Regions from separate parts of the Homo sapiens genome. Here regions 1 and 2 are each linked to region 3. The links are chromatin contacts, found by Hi-C or POLR2A ChIA-PET in ENCODE. All regions are on one chromosome and are shown on one strand. The core of a region is the stretch at or near the end of the contact, and the rest is flanking DNA. Distances in the headings are between cores, read along the strand shown.

Region 1 (2,700 bases), core at 64-2,563, 2.0 Mb after region 3:
CCTGTGTAATGCATAAGGCTATGAATTACCAAAGACATTTGGGAAAATATATCCATATCAATTGCTGAAATAGGCTGTTTGATCCATGACTGAACGGAAATATAAGGAAGTATCTAGATACTTCTAGATGGCCTCTCAAACTCCCTTTAATATCTTTTTCTCTTTTTTTTTTGCACAACAGATCCTTTTTGAAAAATGGAGGAAAAGTTATGAATCCTCTTAAAAAATTCACATATAACACACAAAATATAGTTCATAATTTTAGGGAGTCCATGAATTTCTGAAACGCATCCATAAACTTTAAGTATTGCTCTCACCTGTCTTTCCTCCCAAGAGGCAATCCAATCCTCAGTCCTATTTCACACTATAGTAAGTTTACTGGATTGTTTGGAAGCAGCTTCTGGAAGCAGGTGGATTTGGGAGATCAGCAGTTGTTACTACATTCTTCTTACTTTGCAAGGTATCAAGGTGTAGATGATGTAAGAGAAGATGCCACATTCTGGATCTTTCAGAAAGCTGTTACGGATACTACAAATAATGGTCTCTGACCACAGAAATAGGTGAATCATTCAGCAAATATTTACTGGGCGCCTGATATGTACAGGCACTATGCTAGGGACTGAGCTCACCGAAATAAAGAAGACACCATTTCTGTCATTGATGAGTAGCTTCACATGTAAAAGCATGGATGCAGTTACTGGTGGCCTTAAAAACAAAGTCACCTAAGTTTGAGGCATTCTGGGGAGATGGAAAGGGCTCTGAGCTGGCAATTTGATTTTTGGTTTCTCTACATCCCAGACTTATGAGCTTGGCAAGTCACTCAATCTCAGTTGCTTCGCCTATCGAATGGGGTTAATAGGCAGACGAGAATTGTTGCCTATCTTCAAAAAGATAACCTCTGTAAAAATGCAAATAAATGAGAAAACACAAACGCAGGGCTGATCTAAAGTGATAGTTGGCAGAGCCACCCACTGAGGGAAGAGTTCAGCTCCCCAGGTCTACACAGCCTGTGCAGCGCCTCGCAAGAGGCGGGATCCGCTCAGTAAGCTTTCCCGGATGGCACAGGTTCCGCTTCCGCAGGCAGATATTCGCTGTAGGTGTGAGCGCCAGGCGTCAGACTACAGCTACTGCCGGGGCCTCCTTGGCGCGCATGCTCCTGCGGAGAGGCGGAGACCGGAAGGGCGGGGGCGTGGCGAGGTACCGCAGACCGCCGGCTCGATAGCTCAGCGGCCGGGCTTGGGAGGCGGGGGCGCGCCCGCGCTCGTTCGCGCGGCCGGCTGCGTACAGTAGTGACGGCCGCGCGGGAGCGGTCACATGACCGTAGCGGCAGCCTGTACAGTAAGAACCCAATATGGCAGCGGCGGTAGCAGTGGCAACGGCAGCAAGAGGACCGGCCGCCCCATAGACCCCCCCGCGCACCACCCCCGCCGCTTCCTCTGCTTGGGTGCCCCCCCGGTCTGACTTCCCTTTTCTCCCACCTTTCCCGGCACCGCGGGAAAAGCAGCGCAGGGCAGAGCAGGCAGGGAGGGCGGCCGGAGCCCGGACACGGGAGCCTCCCAGTCAGTTCAAGACCCGACATGAGGGAAAAGGGACGTAGGAAGAAGGGCAGGACCTGGGCGGAGGCCGCCAAGACGGTAAGGGGGAGGGAGCGAAGGGGAAGGCCGGGAGGATTTTGTTCCCTTGTCGCCCGCCAGTCGCAGGGAAAGGGAGGTCACTGGCCCAGGGACCCGGCTGAAGGGGCACAAAACCGCGCGGAGAGGGCGGCGGTTAGTGTCGGGGTTGCGATCCCTGTGGGAATGGAGGCGCCCGGCGGAACGTGATAGCCGCGGGGCCGTGGCGTCCCTCGGCGTCTGCGGCGAGTCCTCTCAGTGTTTTGAGGCTGTCTTTTGGGGTCGAGCCGATATCACCTCCGCTCTGTGGTAGCCCTCGCCCCGGCACGGGGAAGTCTGTGGTGCTTGCACGGTAACCGGTTCTTCTCCCTTGTGCGGCTGGAGAGCCCCCATTGGATGCAGATAGGAGAAGGCTTGTGCGTGCATCCAGCCCCGGAAAGGAGAGGGGAGCGCTGGAGCTGGATAGAATTTACCCGTTACAGCGGACGTGCCTGTGACCCCGGGCCCCCTGTTTGTCTGGCTCCCGGAGCAGACGAGAGATCACGAGGCTTTTGTTTTTGTTTGGTGTTGGAGCCGAAAGTGCAGGAGGTGTTTAGAAACGAAGTAACAGGTGGGACTTGTAGAATTTTTTTTTTTCCTGTTTCCGTAGAGACCTACTCTGAACAAGGCAGCAATGCATGGTGGGACGTGTAGTTTACCCGGCCTTCACGTTACCCTAGCCAAAGGGATGGTGCCCTAATGAAGTTGTAATTAGTGGGCAAAACAATTTTCCCCCTAATTGTGTTATGACGAAATTTAGAGGTAGATTTTAAAAAGTGGAATATTGAGGATTAGTGAGAACTTTTACCATATTTTAAGAAGAAAAAATTAAAAGCATGTTGTATGCAGAAATGAAATGGCAGGAGATAGTGAAGTTCATACATCGTTGAGGGTGCAGCAGAAAAGTAATAGGGCATTAAACGGCAGCATTTTAATAGTGGAAAGTGAGAGGTGTTCACCCCTTTAATGGTGATTAATGCCGGTAATACTTCGACAACGTAGCCCTTCTTAGTGAACCCTTATTAGATGCCATATGGTTTATTTTTTAATG
Region 2 (2,700 bases), core at 106-2,605, 2.2 Mb after region 3:
CGATTCTCCTGCCTCAGCCTCCCAAGTAGCTGGGATTACGGCGTACACCACCACGCCCGGCTAATTTTTGTATTTTTAGTAGAGACAGAGTTTCGCCATGTTGGCCAGGCTGGTCTCGAACCCCTGACCTCAAGTGATCCGTCTGCCTCAGCCTCCCAAAGTGCTGGGATTACAGGCGTGAGCCTCCGCGGCAGGCCAGAAAATGCTCATCTTTTGAGGAACCTATTTGTTCCCATTTAACAAAGTTGGTTATCAGCATTTCCTTCACCATAGGAGTTTAAAAATAAAAAGAGGAGAGGAGGAGGAAGAGGGTGTTCTAAAGGCAGGCAGGCAGGCAGGCAGGCAGCAGCAGGAGGTGGCACGATCTGCCTTACCGTAAGGTGCCAAAAAGCAGTGAAAACCATACTCCCAGCATGCAGGCCTGGGGTCGCTTAGCTCTGGAGCTTACAGCCTTCATCATTGACCAATAGCCCCCAAAGGACGTTGCTGTTTTGAGTCTTAAGTAACGTTGAGAATGACCATTTGAACCATTCAAAAAGTCCTTGCTATATTCTAATTTGGCACCATCTCCTGTATTTCACAGTTTGGAAAGAATTCTATAAAAGATGGATAACAGTAAAACACAAAAAAGCTGGTGCTGAGATGGTAAACCTGGCTGCCCCGGCTCCTTTGCCCAAACTGTTTTCCCAGCCCTAATGTCCTCCCTTTTTCCTCCTAGGACTTCTTTTTCTTCCTTCGAGGTTGACCATAAATGCCGCCTCTAGCCCTCTGCGGCGTCCAAGCAGAAGTCGTCTCTAGCTTCTGTGCCAGCATCGCACCGTGGCTTGGCTCTGCACGGGTCATCGGACTTGGTTGTGTACATGGCTGTTTTCCCCGCTAAGTTTGGGGCGCCTCGAGCCCAGGCGCCGTGACCGTGATCGTGCGCCCACAGGCACCTGGTGCAGCGCGGGGCGCACGCCGCGGCTGGGCTAGCTTGCGGAGTTCACGGGGGTCACTCGGGCACAGGCTTGTGACCCAGGCGCGGAGAATGATTCACGGGGTGGCTCTTTGCATTCTTTGTCGGGTAGTCACGTCGGGCCGGGCACCCCGCCGACGGATACCTGCGGATGGAAAGACACCCGGCCCGACGCCAGCGAGCGGGAGAAGCCTGGATGGAGCCAGCTTCCCGCCTGCCCGGAACCCGCCGGCGACCGGTGGGCGGGGCGCGGCCGCGGGGGCGGGGTGGAGGGGGGTTGCTCGGCCGCTCCCGCCCCCTCCCCGCGCGCGGAAGCCACGCCCCCGGCCGCGCGCTCGCGCTGGGCGCGCGCCCGCCCATCCGCCCTCCGCCCTCCGCCCTCGCGCCCTCGCGCCGGGGGCGGGCGCTGCGCGTGCCGGGCGGAGAAGCGGCGCGAGCCGGGCGCTGCGAACGTTCGCCGCGGGGGTGGCTCCGGGGCCTGAGTAGGCGCTGCCGCTGCCTCAGCCGAGGGGGCTGGGCCGGAGCGTGCGGAGGAGTGAGGCCGCAGGAGACCTTCCCGACGACCCCTGCTCCGGCGGGGAAGTGAGCAAGGTGGGGGTCTGCGGCCGCCGCCGGGGCTGTGGGGAGACGAGCTGGGCTGGAGCCTCGCGCCCGCGAGGTGCGGGACGGCAGCTCGCGCTGCGCCGGGACTGGGGACCCGGGAGCCTGCGGGTGCGGCGCTGCAGGAGTCGGGGAGGGCGCGGGGAGCCGGGGCCGCTGCACCGCGCGCGGCTGCGAGGTGGGACGGCGCGGCTAGCCCCGGAGGGACAGGCAGAGGGGATGCGGCGGATCCCGGGCCGGGAGGGGTATCGGGGTCCGGAACGCGCCGGGGCACGGGCGCGAGCGGGGGCCCGGCGCCGGGCTGATGCTGCCCGAGCCCGGCTCGCCTGGAGGCGGCTCTGCGTTAGGTGCTGAAGGGGCGAGTGAGGCAGGTCCTGGCAGAGGGCAGGTGAGGCGGGCAGGCCCTGGCAGAGGGAAGGGTATTTATTTCAGATCACCCCAAATCACTGTTTCCCGAGGCGCCTAATAGCGAACCTGTCCAGGAGGTCACCCTGGACAGGAAAGAAGTGTCCCGAGACGAGGATGCCGGTGACGAATACTTGCCCTTAAATTCCTGTGCCAGGCCTTGGGATTAGGAAGACCTTCCAGCTACCGTAGGTAGAGACCCGTAGTCAGCACTGGGGCCACGAAATAGTATGGAACACCGTCATGTTATTGAGGTGCTGACAGTGTGGCTGTGAAGATATGCACATGAAATACAAAGGAGCGTCGAATTTTATGTCGCATGCCCTATTTACTTTCGGTCTCTTTTGTCTTTTCCCAGTATTGGGAAATTGGAGCCATAAATTGCGTGGTTTTGGGGATAAAGCAGAAAGGTCAAAAGAAGCCTATGGGAGAAATTTGGGAGAGTTTTGAAGGCTCCTACGGGTAACATTTAAAGGGGGCTCTTAGATGGGGAAAAAAGACGTTTGGAAAGAAAGGAAGTTTCCTTCCTTCCCATCTAGAAATAAGCTCCATGACTATTGACTGCTAAATCTTCAGAATGTTGCCTGGCTCACAGCGGTTGAGCCATAAGTGTCTATTGCATGAATGAATGGACAAGCAAGGTTTGGCCACATTTGCCATGGAGCAGTGTCAGTCACTCTAGTGTTAGGGAAGGTTGCTGGATTTCTCCTGTTCCACAAGTTCTCTCTCTCTGCCTCTTT
Region 3 (2,700 bases), core at 74-2,573:
AAAGGGCGGGGGGTGGGGAGTGGAACACAATGACTCCAAAATCAGAAGTCACTTAGCCAAAAACACTGGTCCTTTGGTGCAGTGAACCGGGTACATGGACAGGGAGTCACCACCGGTAGTAACTCTTACGCATGGCAGCACTATAATACACCCCAGATATACAAATATTTACGGTGGTCAGAGTCCCCTGAATACTACTACTGCAATTTGTATTTCCTGATTTTGACGTATTGCAAAAGGAAAATGCAAAATTACAATTTTTGCAAGGGTCTGCTACCCCAAAATAAAGTTACAAAAGGTCCTTTGATGAGAGGCCTGGGGATTACAAAGACGTCTAAAGCACCATCCAGGTTCTTGCAATTAAAATGAGATGACAAACACGGAAACATGTGCCCTGCTGACGTCATGGAACGGAAAGGGGTGGCATCCTGCTGCGTCACGTCGACGTCATACAGCGCACGAGGGAAGTTACACTGGGGAAGCAATTTCCCCCAAGGGGCAACATTCGAGAAAAACAAGTTAGCTCAGACCCGAAGAATGACCACCCCACTCTAGGGGACGTCTTAAAAAGGGACACTCTCCCCTCTTCCAAACTGTATGATTCCCCTCATCAGGCAACAAGGAACTAATACTCGGGGTTTACAGGAACCAGGGGATGGGCCAGATATGGAGAAAGAGACGCCTCTGGCCTTGGGGGCTCGTTCTTGAGGGAATCAGCGTGATGGGGATGAGAAGGGCATCTTTGGAACGGGGGCCTTCTCCATAGGAAGAGGAGGCGAGTCCCCTGGCCATATTTAAACCACAGTTCTCCACGCCACCTGTGCGACTCGGGATCCAACCTCCCCGCACCAGCCCCAGTCCAGGTACCTGGAACTTAGTCCGATCGGTAACCGGCGACTACGTGGGGTACAGGTACCCGAGCGCGCCCCCGACAGACGCACCGACCTGCGCGCGCGCCGCGGGCAGGATGCGTGCGCACTCCCCGGACGTCCCGCCCCGCCCCCTCTGCGGCCCCGAAGCTGGGCGGCGTGCGCGCCCCCGCGCCGCGCCGAGCCGGGCGCTCGGAAAGGCGTCCCCGCGGTGCCTGACAGTTCCTTCCTCAGCGCCTGCCCCGTGAGTGACGAGGAGCGCGGAGTCTCGCCATATCAGGAGGGCCCTGTTACGTGAGGCTGTGCACCGAGACTATTCCAGGAAGAAGAGGGGACACTTGGTGGGCGGGGTGATTTCGGGCAGTCAGGTGGGCGACCCGCGTAGGCGTCTGAAAGGCCCGCGTCGTTAGGGAGGGCAGGAGTGGCGTCTCTGGTTACGGGGTCGGGCAAAGGGCAGAGGTCACCGTCCAGGTTGGACAGCAGCACCTTTGAGCGATGGCGGCGTCTGGGGAACCCCAGAGGCAGTGGCAAGAGGAGGTGGCGGCGGTGGTAGTGGTGGGCTCCTGCATGACCGACCTGGTCAGGTTAGTCCGGGGCCAGTTACTCAGTCTGCGGCTCGGGGGAGGAGGCGTGCCGTGCGCTATGCGCCCAGTGGAGCTTTTGGGCGCTGGGTCTCCAGGGATAGACAGTGCTAGCTTTGGGTATGAGCTGCAGGTTTTCGAAGCCTTCAGCCTACCTTCCTGGCATGAAAGAACTTGAGTATATAAAGGTAAATCTCAGGGGAGGGGACGTAATAGGCCAGGGTTTAGTGAAAGCTCTAATATTACTCAAAGCGCTCCCCAAAGACCTGCCCTCCAAAGACTTGCGCCCCCAAAGACCTTTCTTGGCCCGGCTGCTGAGCCTTTCCCCAAACGAGCCAGGGAACTTTGCCCACGTCATTTTACCTCCGAGAATGTGCCTACCTCACAGGGTTGTTGTGAGGACTAAATGAAGTAAAGTGTTTTGTCAAGCGTAACATTATCCAAATTGGGTATTATTCGTCTGAGCTTATTGTATAAAATAATGAGTTGAGCAGAAATCAAAAAGACTGTCACCTTTCACCATGTTGATTGTCGGCATTACTGCAGTATTTTATATTTACAGCGTATTTTTCAGCAAGCCAAGTATGAATCAAAATAAAAACATAAACACAGTATTTACAACCTCTGAAAACGATGATCAAATTATGATAGAAAATATGCCAAATGAAAATTGTTGAGTTAGGTCAGTAAGATTGAGTAGACAGATCCTTCTGATTTTTCTTTTTTTTAAATTAAGGTAGCTTTTCTGATTACAAAAGTAATGTATGTTCACTGTAAAATTAGTAATAAATTCAGATATTCCAAGAAAATCCTACCACTCCAATTACTGCAGTTCAGTCTTTTGATGAATATCTTTTCAGTTGTAATGCTACTTTGTGTTATAAAAATGATCAGGTATGCTACAGTAACACCTCATTCGTCCTGAAATGTTGCTTTTCCAAAGGGTAATAGAGAACGTGGAACTAAACAAAAAGGCTTTGGGACAATCAAAATAAGTCACCAAATTGCTGCACCAAACCACCTGTATTCTACTCAGAAAATAGGTCTAGGGTCTTCATGTAACCAATTTAACCTTACCTTAAAATATTTATAAGCTGTGTTACCAAATTTCCACTGAGATTAGAAAGGTGGGAGTTAGAGAAGAGACTGCTAGAGGCAGTTATAGTGACTGACGAAAACTTGAGGATGAGTAGGAGACTGTGTAACGAGAAGAAGCAACAAAAGAATTTTAAATACCAATGACCTTTATT

The links. A loop is a pair of places that touch in the nucleus more often than their neighbours do. ChIA-PET counts read pairs that join two places held with the same protein, here RNA polymerase II (POLR2A). Pooled maps may share reads with other maps.
Region 1: a loop to region 3 is called in a map of B cell, with 19 times the contacts of the local background. The contact joins the promoter of ASXL2 here to the promoter of RBKS in region 3. A Hi-C loop is called at or near these places in 4 of 168 maps with a recorded cell type or tissue (B cell, CD4-positive, alpha-beta T cell, CD4-positive, alpha-beta memory T cell and 1 more), 3 of 37 single-sample maps with no recorded cell type and 10 of 50 pooled maps. POLR2A ChIA-PET finds 5 or more read pairs at or near these places in 2 of 52 experiments (activated B cell and naive thymus-derived CD8-positive, alpha-beta T cell).
Region 2: a map of CD4-positive, alpha-beta T cell shows a loop between it and region 3 (7-fold over the local background). The contact joins the promoter of DTNB here to the promoter of RBKS in region 3. A Hi-C loop is called at or near these places in 1 of 168 maps with a recorded cell type or tissue (CD4-positive, alpha-beta T cell), 2 of 37 single-sample maps with no recorded cell type and 6 of 50 pooled maps.

The regions. Positions count from the first base shown.
Region 1 is chr2:25,877,100-25,879,799 of GRCh38, reverse strand. It overlaps ASXL2 (ASXL transcriptional regulator 2), which reads left to right and starts at 1,313. Exons shown (of 13, transcript NM_018263.6): 1 at 1,313-1,634. The coding sequence starts at 1,578. RefSeq lists a silencer at 1,134-1,293 and an enhancer at 2,204-2,253.
Region 2 is chr2:25,672,232-25,674,931 of GRCh38, reverse strand. DTNB (dystrobrevin beta) reads left to right here and starts at 1,355. Exons shown (of 21, transcript NM_021907.5): 1 at 1,355-1,546. RefSeq lists silencers at 1,318-1,612, 977-1,906.
Region 3 is chr2:27,889,010-27,891,709 of GRCh38, reverse strand. It overlaps RBKS (ribokinase), which reads left to right and starts at 1,323. Exons shown (of 8, transcript NM_022128.3): 1 at 1,323-1,453. The coding sequence starts at 1,365. BABAM2 (BRISC and BRCA1 A complex member 2) reads right to left here and starts at 981. Exons shown (of 12, transcript NM_199191.3): 1 at 868-981. BABAM2-AS1 (BABAM2 antisense RNA 1) reads left to right here and starts at 596. Exons shown (of 1, transcript NR_028308.1): 1 at 596-2,254. RefSeq lists a silencer at 856-1,135.